2 separate regions of the Mus musculus genome follow, and region 2 is linked to region 1. A link is a contact called in ENCODE Hi-C or POLR2A ChIA-PET data. All regions are on one chromosome and are shown on one strand. Each heading gives the region's core, a stretch centred on a gene start or an enhancer-like site at or near the end of the contact. The rest is flanking DNA. Distances are from core to core; before and after follow the strand shown.

Region 1 (7,617 bases), core at 2,620-5,119:
TGAAAATCAGTTTAGAATGACAGAAGTCCAGTGCCCTAGCTCCCTTAACATCCCAGCAGCTTCAGCCCCTGGCTAGTATTAAAAGGAACACTTTTAGCCTGACAGTGGTGGCGCATGCCTTTAATCCCAACACTTGGGAGGCAGAGGCAGACGGATCTCTGTGAGTTCGAGGCCAGCCTGGTCTACAAAGCAAGTTCCAAACCAACCAGGGGTACACAGAGAAATTGTGTCTCAAAAAAAAAAAAAAAAAAAAAAAAAAAGATTTAAAAAGAGATTAAATAGATAGACAGATAGACAAACATATTTTTTGTGGCATTACTTACTCGGTAGTTGCTAATAACAAAGTGTGTCCGTTGACGGATTCTCTCTGGTTGTTCTAAAGGATGTGTTGAGGGAGGAAGTGCCTTTTCAAAGAGAAATTCAGAGCCGCAAGGAGAGAGCTGCAGCGTGGACCCACAAGCGTAGTGCACTTGGACGGAATCATCCTCATAGAGCACCATTCGCACCTCAGCTGCCATTCCCATGCCTGGCTACGCCGCCCTTCTCAGCATGGACTGTGGGGGAATGGGGACACAGCAGCACAGGCAGTGTGCTTAAGGCTCAGGAGTTCTGTCAAGCTAAACACATGTATTTCCTAAGAACACAGGGCAACACACCCGCCACCGTGTATCCTCTTACCTTTAGGATCTAAAATAAACTTCCTTCACAAACTGCCTTGAGGAATCCCGAGGACTTTACTCAGACACAGTCAAAACCTAACCTGGGAGGCGCGGACAGCTCACAAAATCACAAACAAACATTTTGTGGTTTACTGTTCCTCAAGTTTAAATTTGTATCTGATATGCTCAGCATCTCATTTCAGATAAACCAATTATACTTTGGTAAGAAAAATATAAGCAATTTGGGCAGGCATGATGGTTCAGCACGTGAAGATTCTTGGCATGCAGGTCTGATGAACTGAACTGCATCTCTGGAATTCACCGTGGAAAAGTGAGAACAAAGTTGTAGCAAAAATATGCATGCCCGCACTCATACATCATACATACATAGAGTAATAATAATACATAAAAATAAAATAAAAACACAGCAAATCAGTTTTAACACATGCAAACCACAGGCCAAAAGAAAAGACCATGAAAATATACAAATATCAGAATACACTGCTCCCCAGTCCGGAACTAAGCAAGTAGTTAATCCAGTCTCTTCAATGTATTCTCACTTCTTCTATTTCATTTCTTACCACCAAAATGCCTGTTTTTACTATGCTTTCCATAACTGTGCGGTGGTGGTGGAGGGCTTCGCTTATGCGCCACTCTTTGCTAGGCAGATGCCTAGGGATGTCTGTTATCTGTAAAATGAGCGGGTTACACAGGACTGCTGTAGGTTTAAGTGAGAAAATACCCATGACAGTGCCTAGCACTACGAAAGCTGCCTTGTAAGGTCCCAGTAAATCTTGTGAATGTCAATTCTTTTCTAACACAAACCCTGTCTCCTGTATTTTCAGTCTCACCAGTCCAAAACAACAACAGAACACTGTTCAGAGACAATACTACTGAGTTCATGTCAATTTCCTATCAATAAAGTACAGTAAACCCCTCCTTGCTAGCACCTCTTACTAATCTTCATGCTATTACGACCTGGCTTTCTCCTCTGCCTTTCCACTGGCATTAATCCATCCACAATGGCCATCAATGTCTTTGTACTAATATCTTAAGACCTCATCCTACTAGACCTACTTGGTCTGTGACTAAGTTGTAGATTGTCCCCTCTCCCAAACTCTTCCCTCCATCCTCCTCCAACCCCACTTTAGGTTAGTGTGATGGTTTGTATATCCTTGGACCAGGGAGTGGCACCATCTGAAGGTGTGGCCTTGTTGGAATAGGTATGACCTGGTTGGAATGGGTGTGTCACTGTGGGTGTGGGTATAAGATCCTCACCCTAGTTGCCTGGAGGTCAGTCTTCCACTAGCAGCCTTTGGATGAAGACATAGAACTCTCAGCTCCTCCTGCGCCATGCCTGCCTGGATACTGCCATGCTCCCACCTTGATGATAATGGCCTGAACCTGTAAGCCAGCCCCAATTAAATGTTGTTTTTATAAGACTTGCCTTGGTCATGGTGTCTGTTCACAGCAGTAAAACCCTAACTAAGACAGTTAGTAAGGGTTTCTTCTCTACTGCCATCTCTGTTGTTACTTTAATCATTCTTATTGATTACTTAAATCAAAGACTCTTCAAGACCTTACCTAATAACGATGGTTACTTTCATCCTCATCTTTTTTTTTATTTTTAAATATGCAAATAAGGTACGCACAATTCAGGCTACCGGTAGCAGCATAGACTTCTATGTCTTTGTTCCATAGAGAAACAGAATCTGATTAAACTATAACAAAAGCACTCCCACCAAAAGCAGATTTCTGCAGCATCCCCTAAATCCATTCTTTAGCTGGAGCCCATTAATCCTAGTTATTTGCACACAGAATTAGATCAATAGTCCTACACTACAGCCTGCAGAGGCCACACAGGCTAGCCCACCACTTTCTCCAAATGTCACTTCCTAATTCCCTTGTTCTGATCATTTTAATCACACTGGCTTTGTAGAGATTGCTCTTGAAAGAAGGTGTTTCTCATCTCAGGAACTTTGCCCTGCTCTCTCTGTCTAGCTTGTCGTCTCCTTGCTTATCATATCACAAACTCTTCATCAGAACTCACATCTCAACACAAATACCACTTGCACCAAGGCCCAACTTTATCACCTAAGCTAAACTACTCCATCCATAATTGCTATCCTAACATATCTTTTGTCCTCATAGACTTTATCAGTACCTCCCACCAGGATAGAAACTCAGACAAAACAGATCTCTCCTGTCTTATTTACAAATGTATCACTGGGACCTCAAATAGTACTAGGCAAAGAAAGCTGTTGGACAAATAAACTTTCATCAAATACAGAAAGAATAAATATTTAAATTCTTCCCCTTGAGTTCACGATATGCGTTGATGACACCACTGTCATCACGATGCTTTCTGCCTGTAACTAGCTTTCTATTGCTTTTTAAAATCTCGCTTGAATTTGGCCCTTTATCTCCTTTTGTTGGAAGCTGAACTCTTATTTACTACAACTATCTTTCTCCCATTTCGTCTGTCTTCAGTGCATCTCTATATTGCCGTCACGGGTTAACTTCCCACAGGTAAGACCACAGTAACTGCTTTACGTCACTTGTTTAAATCCTTGCAACGCCAATAAGCAAACACCGTGATTACAGACGAAGAGACGTATGTGCACACACGCATAGCTCTACCTGGTATTTTAAGAGCAAATTGGTGCTTTGCATCGTTTTATTCACGTTTGCACTCTCACCATTCAACACGTTAGGTCTGGGGGATAACGAACCGAAAACCCTCCTCTGCATGTTGAAGGCTCGTTTTTTTTTTCAAAACAAACCCGGGGAAAGAGAAGGGGGCGGGAAAACACCCTCAGCAAGACCACCGCCAAACTTGCAACACTCACCGGCGGCTGTGGGCTGCGAAGTTGTTCTGCACCTGGAAGGGAGGGCAACCTCGGCCTCCGACCGACCTCTATTTTGCTCAAGTGGCACGAACTGTGCTGTTTGCGTAGCGCTTCTCCACGGTTCCTTCCGTAATGTATTAACTACCGAGAAGCATTTCTTGAGGAAGAAAAATAATCACATCTACGGAAAAACACGGATACAAGAAGTGTTTCGGTTGAAACACCGGTCCAGTCCTCTGGGGCAGCATCGGCGACGCGAGGAACAAAACACAAACAAACAAAACACAAACAAACAAAACACAAAGCGAGGCAGCAGTTGGAGCCTCCCGCACCGAGAGGAAGGGGCGGTCTCCGGAAAAGCGAAGCCGGAAGTCCCGCCTCTTCCATTGCAAAGAGCAGTTCCGGAAAAGACCGGTTTTCCGGGTTGGACTCTGGTCTCCACGTATCGGGTGCTCAGTGTCGGCACGGAAGCGCCGAGTTTCCGTGGGGATTAGGGTTATAGACCAGTTTTACCAGGCGACACTGTCACAGGATAGGTGTTAGCGGAGCTTTAAAATTCTTTAAAAGTAATCGAAGACAAAGACCACTTGTTTTAAGAGGTGCCAGAAAATGTCTTCTAATTCTTAATCTATTGCCATTAGACATGCGTACGACGTCAGCAAAATACGCTGCGGATTAGCCCAATTCACTGGGGTCAGGATGGGGATTGGAGAATGACTGGGGGGACAAAATATTCTATTAGTTATGAGTGTTCCTAAACTAAAAAACACAGCGATCTATGAGAGAATAGAGTCTGAGAAAATACTTCCACTAAAATCTGAGGTTTGAGTTTTTTTGGGTTTTGTTTTGTTTAGTTTGTTTTTGAAACAGGGTCTGTGTAAACCTGGCTGTCTTGGAACTCGCTCTGTAGACCCAGCTGACCTCGAACTCAGAGATCTGTCTGCCTCTACCTCCCTAGTGCTGGGATTAAAGATGTGCTTCACCATCTTCCTGGCTTTGCCCTGCCTAAAAATAGTATTGCATCCAGATTATAGACTGTCCACAAGACACTCTTGGTAGTAAAGCAGACCTCTTTGTGCTGCCTATTGCCCTCAGTATGAGGGTGAGCTCAGAGCAAGGGGGGGGGGGCAGATCTCTCCACAAGGACATTATCCATATGGCCAGAGCTCCAAATCTGGAGTTTTAAATAGGTACTTGCTAAGTACAAGCAAAGGTCAAGGCTCTGTTACAACTCCAAGCAGTCCAAGGGAAAGATGATGTCTCTTTAAGGGGTTGAAGCATGATCAGGGAGGAAGGAGGCCTGAGGTAGTATGGCCAGGTCATTATGGATGGAGCCAGACTCGAAGAAATTTGCTGATTCTAAATTTAAAAATCTCCAGGCAACTTTTTCTTAAAAAACAAACTAACAAAAAAGCTTTATTAGGAATATTTGTTTAGTGCAAGAGCTTTAAGCAAAGCTATCAGTAAGGGATTGGGAAAACAGGATCTAACTCTTCAATTAGCCATCACTTGAAAATATACTGATACAAAGAATGATCTTAAGTAAAGACATCCTTGGACAGATAACAGTCTTCCTTCCTTCCTTTCTTTTTTCTTTTCTTTTCCTTCCTTCCTTCCTTCCTTTCTTTCTCTTTCTTTCTTTTTTTGAGACAGGGTTTCTCTGTGTAGCCCTGGTTGTCCTGGAACTCACTTTGTAGACCAGGCTGGCCTCGAACTCAGAAATCCGCCTGCCTCTGCCTCCCGAGTGCTGGGGCTAAAGGCATGCGCCACCACCGCCCAACCACAGTCTTATTTCTTAATGACCTGTGACAGTATGTACTGTACATTGTGTAGCTGTTTTCTACCCCCACCCTTTCCCCATCTAATGTTTGAGAACCCGAATGGAATTTCTGCTACACGGGATTTCATGTTTTGAAAGATTACTGGGATTGCTGATGGGGAATGGATTGTGGGCAGCAAAGGGTAAACAGGAGAGAACCCCTAGAATGTAGGTTCTCAATACTAAGAAGACAGCAGTTCCAGCAGGAGAGTTAATTATATTCTTGGGAATTACTGGACCTGGGACTTCGGAGAAAAGACTCTAAAACAACCCAATTTCCTGGTTTAGGAAAGGCGGAAGAGGTTATAAAAAAATAAATTTAGGAAAAGTTTGAGCTAGATTTAAATCTTCTAAATTCATTTGGTGAAAATTGTAAGATTTGGTTGGAATTAGGAGATACCCACCTGGAGATCAATGGCTGTTAGTTGAAGATTTAAAAGAAATGTGACATTAGAATGTTAAGGGGGCTGGAGAGATGACTCAGTGGCTAAGAGCACTGGCTGATCTTCCGGAGGACCTGAGTTCAATTTCCAGCACCCACATAGCAGCTCAAAACCTTCTGTTCCTCCAGTCCTAGGGAATCAGACTCTATTCTGACCTCCCTGAGTACCAGGCACACACTGGTGCAGACACACATGCAGGCATAACACCCACACATACAAAATACAACAATTTAAAAATAAAAATAGAAGAAAGTTAGATAAAGTAAGACAAGCCCAGAAACACATTGCAGAAGAGCATAAAGAGAAAGCTAATTATTGTCTTAGATGCCTAGATGCTTTTTAAATTTTGGTGTCAGTATAGAAGGCAAGCTGAAAAACAGATCTATTAGGGTTAGTGAGGCAGAGGCCAGGGCCACTTTACTGAGACTGCATATAGTGGGAAAGAAAACGACCTTGAAGACCGATTAGAGACAAGGAAATGGATAACTATGGGCTACTTGAGAAGGCTGACTATAGGACTCCGGAACAAGGAAACTTAGAAAAACAGATTTAATTTTTTATTTGATAAGAAATGGCATGGGAACAGCTTGTGGGGGGGAAAAAAAGCCAGATTAGAAAAACAACAAAAAGAAACCCCAGTCACTCTTAAGTAACAGAATTCATGAAAGAGGAGGCAGGAAAATCTACTCAGGATGCTTCCTGTAGAGGAGAGAAGATAAAGAAGATACAATTGTGTACATTTGACTGCTAATGCTTTTCCCTAAAACAAATGAGATAATGAAAAGATTAAAGGAGGCAAGAGCCAATTAAAACTGGACGGAGGGAGCACAATGATCACCAGCAGTACAAAGTGGCATCGGGATGCTGAACTTACAATGGCACACATCTACCAGAACCAAACCCAAGGCAAACGGATGCGGCTCTGCTGCGTTCACGGGGTTCAGTCTTGCTAAACCAACACAGCAGGGCCGAGGCATACACAAGCTTACATTCTTTCCATCTGCTAAAATCTAGTCAAAGACCACCAGGCTCAAGCCTGTTAATTCCCAAGAGGAAGGGTTCCTGATCAAAGTCTCTGAGGATGTCCTAAGGGAAGGGGGCCAGGTCTGGGGAAGATGCTGCCTCTGAAGAAGCAGAGTTTGACCCAGTAATAGTTGAACAACGGCAATGCATGGGCAGAGCTGCTGGTAACAAGTCAATAGTTCCACAAGGTGCGCACACTATGGCATTTTAGAGCTGCTCTTAAGACTGGATAAATACATGTTCTGTTAACTTTGCAGCTAGCTCTGTGTGCGTCTGCCCTCAGGACCTGATAGGAAATGGACTTTTGTATGAGCTTTCAGCCATCAACAGGATTTTTTATCTATCAAACATCCTCCTCTCATTAAATGACAAAACTTTTTCTAATTGGGAAAAAACAAAAAAAAAAAACAAAAAAACCTACACTCATCTGTCCTCCTTGCAGGTAAGATTTAATGGGATACTTACAGAATTACCCAAAGACTGTCTGATTTTAAATTCTAGCAACCTCTTGCAGATGAACTCTCTGGTCCTCCCAAAGTCTACATTCTCCATCACTGTGACAAAACCAGTCTAGGAAGATAGAGTAGGTTTTTGCCTTCTAGCTAAGACTGAGTCGGAGTTGATAACCTGATTGCTTGAATAAGATCAGTATTTCTTTTGTTACAGCTCAAGGCTGACAGTTACTGGCCACAGTGCCAGTGCTCATTGAAGAGCACTGTATTACTATTTCTACAACACATTCATGTTTGGGCCTGGTGAAGACACACATTCTACAAGACAATGTGACACAGGACCAACTCATTATACACAGTTACAAATTTAGA
Region 2 (7,617 bases), core at 2,810-5,309, 220 kb before region 1:
TACCATTCGTGTTCCAGGAACTGGACTCGGGTCTTAGACTTGGCTGCCATGCTGAGGTTCCTGTGTACGATGGGTGCATGAGTCACAAGTGTGCTGGAGCAACAGTGATCTTCTTTGGGAACTGAAGGAGGGAAAGAGGGAGGTCTTGGGTACTACTGTGTCCTTCCAGGGTATTTCTCTCTTGACCTGAACACCTCCCACTGACACCCGCCCCTGGAAAGTCACACCACTTCACTGGGAACCAAACCTTTAACACAAAGCCCTGGGGGGGAGGGAACATTTAAGATGTAACCACACAAATGTACTACTATTTCCTGTTTCCAGAATGTCTCCCTCTGGTGATTTGTTTTTCTTCAGGAGGGTCCATCCTTGCTCAAAACCCCTATCCATACACACTTAGCACTTAAAAGTAAGAGAAAATCCATGTTTCTACAGGAGTTAGTTTCGAGAGGGGTGGGAAGGAGTCAGAAAAAGAAATATAATAAAACGTATGAATAATTTGATTCCCAATTCGTAATATTGCCTGATAAAGTACTATCAAGCAAAGATTAGCATGGACGTATTGCCTCATGACTCTAGACTTACTCTGTGACATGGTTAGCTTAAAAAAAGGAATTCTGGAAACTTAAAAGGTGTTTTTCTTTCAGGGGCATCACAGTTTTACACTTTAGGTCAGTAGTGACAGGTTAGAAAGACATTACAAGAGAAACGGCTTCCCAGGGGCTCAGAGCAGGCCGGCTGGGATGGTGGCACTTGAGGCAGGTGGCTGCCTTTTCTTGCACTGCCTCCCAGCCTTCAGCAATTTCATATTTTTCTGCCACCAGTGAGTCCCAGCCACTTTCCCTTGCAACTTAGTGGATGTGCTTCCAGCAAATTCCAGAAAACAGGACACCACAGTGACATCTGTGTCTTTCAGTGAGGTCTAGCCAGGCTCTCCTGCACCCTGAGCTCAGCTTAGCCTGTGGTAGACGAATCCTCTTCTGTTGGTTGTCTCACTCAGGGATAGCTGCTGTTTCTCAGATCTGCTATTTCTACATCCTCTAAAGTTCTCTTTACTTCTTGGTCTATCCCCTCCTCAATTAATTTAAGCCTCTTATTTAGTTCATTCCTTTCTTTAAAAAAGATTTATTTATTTATTTTATGTATGTGAGTACACTGTTGCTGTCTTCGGACACAAAAGAGGGCATCGGATCCCCATTACATATGGTTGTGAGCCACCATGTGGGTGCTAGGAATTGAACTCAGGACCCTCTGGAAGAACAGTCTGTGCTTTTAACCACTGAGCCATCTCTCCAGCCCCTTGTTCATACTTTGTATTGAACTTTTCTGTTTAAATAGCTGTGTGTTTTCTGCTTTGATTGGGTCTAGACAGAGAGAAGAAAATATGCTAAATAAACAAAACATGTACGTGGAGCAATTTTCATGAATCTATTAGAGTTAAGCCTTAAAGGAACAGTTCTGTCAAGTTCTGAAACAAAACTTGTAATGGGACTAAATTATTGCCTTTATTGCTGCTAAGAGTGAAGATAAAAACCACAGCCTTCCTGATGCCAAGCGTCAGAGTGACAGGCTCGTCCTTCAGACGCAGGGAGACCAGGTCAGGCATCTTTCGGATGGAGAAGGCTGATGCTGGCAGCTTCCCAGGTGGCAGGGAGCTCCCAAGGAGGGGGAGGGCCTGGGTCACACCTACCTGCCTGAGTTCTTCCATCCATTAGATGAGTCAGTCCTTCTTGCAAGGGAAAGAAGCCTCTGGGTGTCTGGTAGGGATGGGGTGGAATGGCCAGGTAGCATACAGTAATGCCTTCTGTATGACTCCCCTTCTACAGAGTTCACGCCATTTCCACATTACTTCTGTGGATTTCACAAAGACCAAATAAAACAAAACATAAGCACGTTTTTTTTTGTTTTAAGTTTTAAAAATCACAGTTAGTGTGGCCATGTATGTATATGCGTGTGAATGTGTCCGTACATGTACAGGGGTTAGACGACTGCTTTGACCATGTGGAACCAACCTGGAGATCAAACCTGTCAGCTTCGTTGGCAAATACCTTTACCCTCTAAGTCTATTTTGTTTTGTTTTGTCTTTTTTAAAGATAGACTACTCTTTTTAAATTTTTGTTATTTTATTATTTATATGTATGTATGTGGTGTGTGCACAGATGAACAAGCTGTTACTCTCTTCCTTATTCTGTTGAGACAGGGTGTCTCACTGAACCCAGAGCCAGACTTCAAGCCCCAGCAATCCTCCTGCCTCCCTCCCAGTCCCTCAGTCCTGGGGATACAGGAGGAAGTGGCCTTGATACCTGGCTTTTCACACAGGTGATGGGGGTTTGAACTCAGGTCCTTCTGCTTGTGTAGCAAGCATTCTTACCAGCTGAGCCTTACTTAAAATGCCGTGTGCATAGCCTCCCGGTGCCTGTGTATGGGATAAAATAACGCCAGGGGCTGTTTTGACTTAACACAGAGATGTAACCATAGAGAGTTCTCACTGTAGCTGACTCTAACTCTGGCTGATTTAAACAGAAAGGAGATTTATTGAAATAATGCCGAGCATCTCAGACAATTTGGAAAAGGCTGGAGAGACATGGAGGGTGGTAGGGTGTCTGGTCAGCCAACAGAGGGATCAGAGGCCTCTCCAGGACACTGAGGTTGTGGTTTGTGTCACCAGTTCTAGATCTTTTAGCTACAGTGACAAGACGTTCCCAGACTGCCTTGCTGCTTTGCCACAGGAGCTGAAGTGGGAACATCTGACTACTGAAGCCACAAGTGCGCTTTGACTCAGCCTGTGGAGTGACATGAAAGAGAGATTATTTGCTGCTCTGATCTTCTGTTTGTGGGAAGAAGAGACCAAAAACCATTCTGGAACAGGGTGGGGGGAGGCTCAGTAGTTAAAGTGCAAGTGTGAGGGACCCCAGTTCAGATCCTCAGGTTCACAAAAGCTGGAAGCAGGAGCCAGATCCAGGTCAGTAAGCTCAGTACTCGCAGAGTGAGAGAAGAGGCAGAAGCAGGCGCATCCTCAAAAGTTTCAGGCTCAATAGCCAGGCATATGCGGTAGTGAATAACCAGAGACCCTGCCTCGAACAAGGTGGAAGGCAAGGGCATGATTTGTCCTGTGACCTCCATGTGTAAGCATACAGTGTGCTTGAAGTCAATCTCTCTCTCTCTCTCTCTCTCTCTCTCTCTCTCTCTCTCTCACACACACACACACACACACACACACACACACACACACAGGGGTGGGGTGGAGACAGACACAGAAAAAAAAACAGATTAAAAAAACATTTTCAGGAAATTCTCTGAATGTGCGGATTAGGGCTAATCACAAACTATATCTGGCTTACCTGCAGTTATCACAGTGCTTTATGAATAAAATAGGTCGTGGCTTCTGTTTTTAAATGATTGTCAAGAAGTTAATAAAGCAATTTTTGTTTCATTCCAAATACACGAATCATAAAAAAATAAACCAAAAAAATATTAAGGTCCCACACTATTTCATACGTGGTCACTACTTTTTAAAGCGAGAACTATTTAGTATATAGACACAGTGATTTGGAGTATCCCTCAGCTGATACTGAGCCTCAGGCCAGTATTGAAGGATGGCAGCCAAATGTTCACTTTTCCCTTCCTTTCTTGTTAAGTCTTCAGCTTTGTTAACTGTATATTAATAACTAGTTGAGCAGGGCAACCCATAACTAGTCTTTAACATTTACTATCGTGTGGTAGTAATTTTGGGAGGGAATTTATGCTGGAATATAGAAAGTTACTATTTTAAAATAAGTTTCAAAGTGACCTTTGGTGTGTCAGGCCAGAGCCATGGATACATGATAACCACTTTCTCCCCTTTAAGGGAAGCACATTGTAAATCCAAACAAAGCATCCTGGCTTGCACAAGCTGTCTTCAGTAAGCACTTGTCAGCATTTCTTTTGTTCATTGATATCTTGCGTGATAACCATCATTTCATCTTCGTGCATAAAATTAAAATACAGAAAATATTAAAAAGGAAAATTGGAAAGATGTTCATGACAGTCCATGTTCTTGGTTCTGTATGTTGCTAGTCTGCAGTTTCCCAGGCAATCATGTTTGACACCAGCGTTCTGATTGCATCATAATGAGGATCATAAACTTGACTGATGAGCATTTTCTTCTGAGCCTATTTAGTCAAAGCTGGCTACTAAGCCCACAGGCAAACTACCAAATCCCATGATCACTTTCTCAGAAAAACAGAGTCTGTTGGGAAAGGCTTCAAAGGTCAAGGTACTCATCTGTCTCTCAGACGCTACCACCACACCCCTTCACCCCTTCCCTGGACACAACTCTGTTCCTTTTTTTTTTTTTTTTTTTCCCTTGGTTTTTTGAGACAGGGTTTCTGTAGCTCTGGCTGTACTAGAACTCACTTTGTAGGCCAGGCTGGCCTCGAACTCAGAAATCCACCTGCCTCTGCCTCCCAAGTGCTGGGGTTAAAGGAGACAACTCTGTTCTTTATAGGGTGTAACAGAAAAATGGAAAGAGCCCAGAGGAGCTGTCCTCAAATCTTAGCTTTGTCACTTATGTGGGCAAATGACTTGAAGTTTTTGAGGTTTGGTTCTTCAGTGGTGAATTGAGAATGGTATCTATTTGGACGTTAATGAGTACTATATTGTACCTAAGATACCTATCACCATGCCTAGAAATTAGTAGGTGTTCCATAGGTGGTTATTGAACCATCTAGTAGCTGTTATTGCAATGCTAACAAGTGATTAGCTGAGCTAGAGGCCTAGTAAAGGGCAGGCATTCTGTTGGAGTCACTTCCATTGCCCAGAATGGAATAGAGGAAAAATCTAGCATTTTGGTCAAAGTTTATATATCCCCCATTTTTAGGATTTGCCACTGCTCTTTTGGTATGGGCGACCGAATGCCTAGCCTTTCCTGTTATTTTTAGGTTAACCTCAGCCTTCTTGCAGTCCGGTTAACTCCAGAGTTTAGCTAAACGTCAAGTCTGGCTAACTCGAGTTCTTTAACTAGGCTCACTCACTTTTTCTCGTGTCTGTTATAGTTTATGTCTCCCTCAGGTCTTTGCACTTGCTGTTCTTTCTACAGCGCCCCGAGCTCAGATGACTGATGCGTTTATAACTCAGCTCAACTGCAGCAAGAAACAGATGTTTTCTTTACTGTTGGATCACTTTTCTTGTTGCCATGAACAGCATACATAACAAGACTCCACTTTGGAGAGGAAGAGATTATCTGACTTCAGTTCAAGAGGCAGCATCCCATCATGGTGGCAGAGAAAACATAGCAGCGGGTACCTGAGGGGTCACATGGCAGCTGCAGTTAGGAAGCCGAGGGGAGCCAGGAAGTGAGTTCAAGCTATGAAATCTCAAACCTCCCCTTAGTGACCCTATTCTTCCCACAGGCTCCCTGTCTTAAAATTTCCATAGTTTTCTAAAACTGCATCCCCACTTAGGAACCAATTGTTCAAACACATGAAGCTCTGGGAGATAGGTCACATTCAAACCACACAATCATCTTTATGTCACTTTCCCCCTCTTTCTTAGCCAAACTATTCTATCTTACTCTGAGTTAGTTTTCAAGGACAGATCACAAAGGGGGGGGGGGAACCTTTAAAAGTTTCCCAAACTGTAGGCAACAAATCCCTAAGCAACACACCTAGATGTTGCTTTGAATGTGTTAGATGAGGCTATCCACCTATGCATCCTCTGGTACTACCAACTGCTTTTGAAAATTCCAAATATTATAGTGGTGGATTTCTAATTTTACCCAAAGGTTCCTGAAAATCTGGAGGTAATTTTTTTACACTCTGCTGTTCTCATAGAAACACCGGGAAATGTTCTTTTCAGATAGCTTGTGATACACCAGCTGATGCTGGTGTGATCTGTTAGGTTTTTAACACTTTACAATTTTTTAAAATTCTTTTACTGTTTTAGGCTTCCAATGCTTATAGACCTATGTTTGTAGAAGACACATATAGTAGCATTGTACAGTTGATTTTTCACAAGGGAACAGTTGTCTTACTATGTTACTGGGGCCTAGTGCCCAGGCCCAAAGATGGTAGAAATGAGATTGGTCAGGCAAAGCTTTTATTGGGACTTAATCTTAGATGGGAGATGTAGCTTGGATCAGGTGGTGGCTTCCTAAAACAGGGGAACAGGGAGATAGTTATAAGAGCAGTTGCTGCCCAAAGTTCCCATCTAGATCCTTCATTAAAACAAAGAGTTAAGGCACGAGACTGTCTTGTCTTAGTTTCTCAGCATCGACCGACACTCAGTTGTAGGCAGCTTTGACTTCAGAACTCTGTCTTCTTGGATTGTGTTTCAACCCTCACCGGGCCTATTGAGGCCCTACCTCACCTGGCAGGGGGAGGAAATCCTTCTTAACCAATTATCTCTGAAGCACTCCTCTCTCAGGGATCAGCCAGCAAAAGAGAACCCACAACAGGAGCACAATAAGAGATTTACCTCAAGGAATTGGCTTCTGTAGTATCTTACCTTATAATCTTCTTTAATGTTACCTTACTCTATTCCTTAGTTATATCTAAAAATAAAACTCTCAGCAATACATACATTATTGTTTGATTGAATAACCAGGGACTGTAACATCCTCTAGGTGACACCTAAAACTCACCATCAAACCTCTCTTGGAGGTTGGGATGGGAAACATCTTAACTCTCGGGTCCACCTTGGAGACTCATTTGATTTCCACGCATACCACGCTGATTCTTGCTGTGAGAGAGAAGTGAAGCTCGGATAGAATCTCCCTGATATCTTAACTCTCCTTCCCGTGCTCTGTAAGTGAGTGTTAAGGATATCTCTTAGCCTCTCTGGTTCTTACATGGTCTACAGGTTCTCTGGCGGTGGAGTCACCTGAGGCATGCCCCGTTCTTCTCACCTCACCTATTTCATGATCCTCCTGGCTGGGATGGATGTTTCTTTAAGACCCCATCCCCACAGACAACTCTTGTGTTTCTCTCTCTCTCTCTCTCTCTCTCTCTCTCTCTCTCTCCTCCCTCCCTCCCTCCCTTCCTCCCTCTCTCTCTCTCTCTCTCTCTCTCTCTCTTACTCATATCCTTCTAAAGCTCAAATATTTCTGTGAGTAGAAAGGACAAGAAGAAAAGGGAAGTTTTAACATTGCTTCAAACTTCTCCACAGTTGAATCTAACTCAGTGAAACAAAGTTAATGTCATGCTATAACAATATCTGAGAGATAAGATCACATTATCCTGTTACTCAGTTGAGGCATCACCAACCTAGTAATCAAAAAATATCTTTATTCAGTGTGACCTCTAGGGACCTAAGGTTGCTATCCCAACTGTGCTCACTAAAGAAGCCCTGTTTCTGGCCTCTTGTTATCTTAGTTGTTCAAGGCCTATGTGAAGCCCTGCTCATACATCCCCCTGTTCCTACTGCTGATAGTACCTGATGTCACTACTCCAGCCTTGTGAGTATACAACTCCTCCCATAGCTGCTTACTTTGAAGTACAAAACATGGAATCCTCAATTTTCCCAAACTGACGCCTGAGCCACACCGCAGTTACAGGTACTCAAGAAATGGGGTGTGGTGGCGCACGCCTTTAATCCCAGCACTGGGGAGGCAGAGGCAGGCAGATTTCTGAGTTCGAGGCC

What was found. A loop is a pair of places that touch in the nucleus more often than their neighbours do. ChIA-PET counts read pairs that join two places held with the same protein, here RNA polymerase II (POLR2A).
Region 2: a loop to region 1 is called in a map of T-helper 2 cell, with 4 times the contacts of the local background. The contact joins the promoter of 1700074H08Rik here to the promoter of 4833420G17Rik in region 1. A Hi-C loop is called at or near these places in 1 of 37 maps with a recorded cell type or tissue (T-helper 2 cell). POLR2A ChIA-PET finds 5 or more read pairs at or near these places in 1 of 5 experiments (Patski).

The regions. Positions count from the first base shown.
Region 1 is chr13:119,459,011-119,466,627 of GRCm38, reverse strand. It overlaps 4833420G17Rik (RIKEN cDNA 4833420G17 gene), which reads right to left and starts at 3,869. Exons shown (of 13, transcript NM_001113550.1): 1 at 3,509-3,869; 2 at 324-617. The coding sequence starts at 524. Paip1 (polyadenylate binding protein-interacting protein 1) reads right to left here. Exons shown (of 11, transcript NM_145457.4): 11 at 6,305-7,617.
Region 2 is chr13:119,676,484-119,684,100 of GRCm38, reverse strand. 1700074H08Rik (RIKEN cDNA 1700074H08 gene) reads right to left here and starts at 4,059. Exons shown (of 3, transcript NR_138420.1): 1 at 3,822-4,059; 2 at 3,342-3,385; 3 at 2,519-2,783.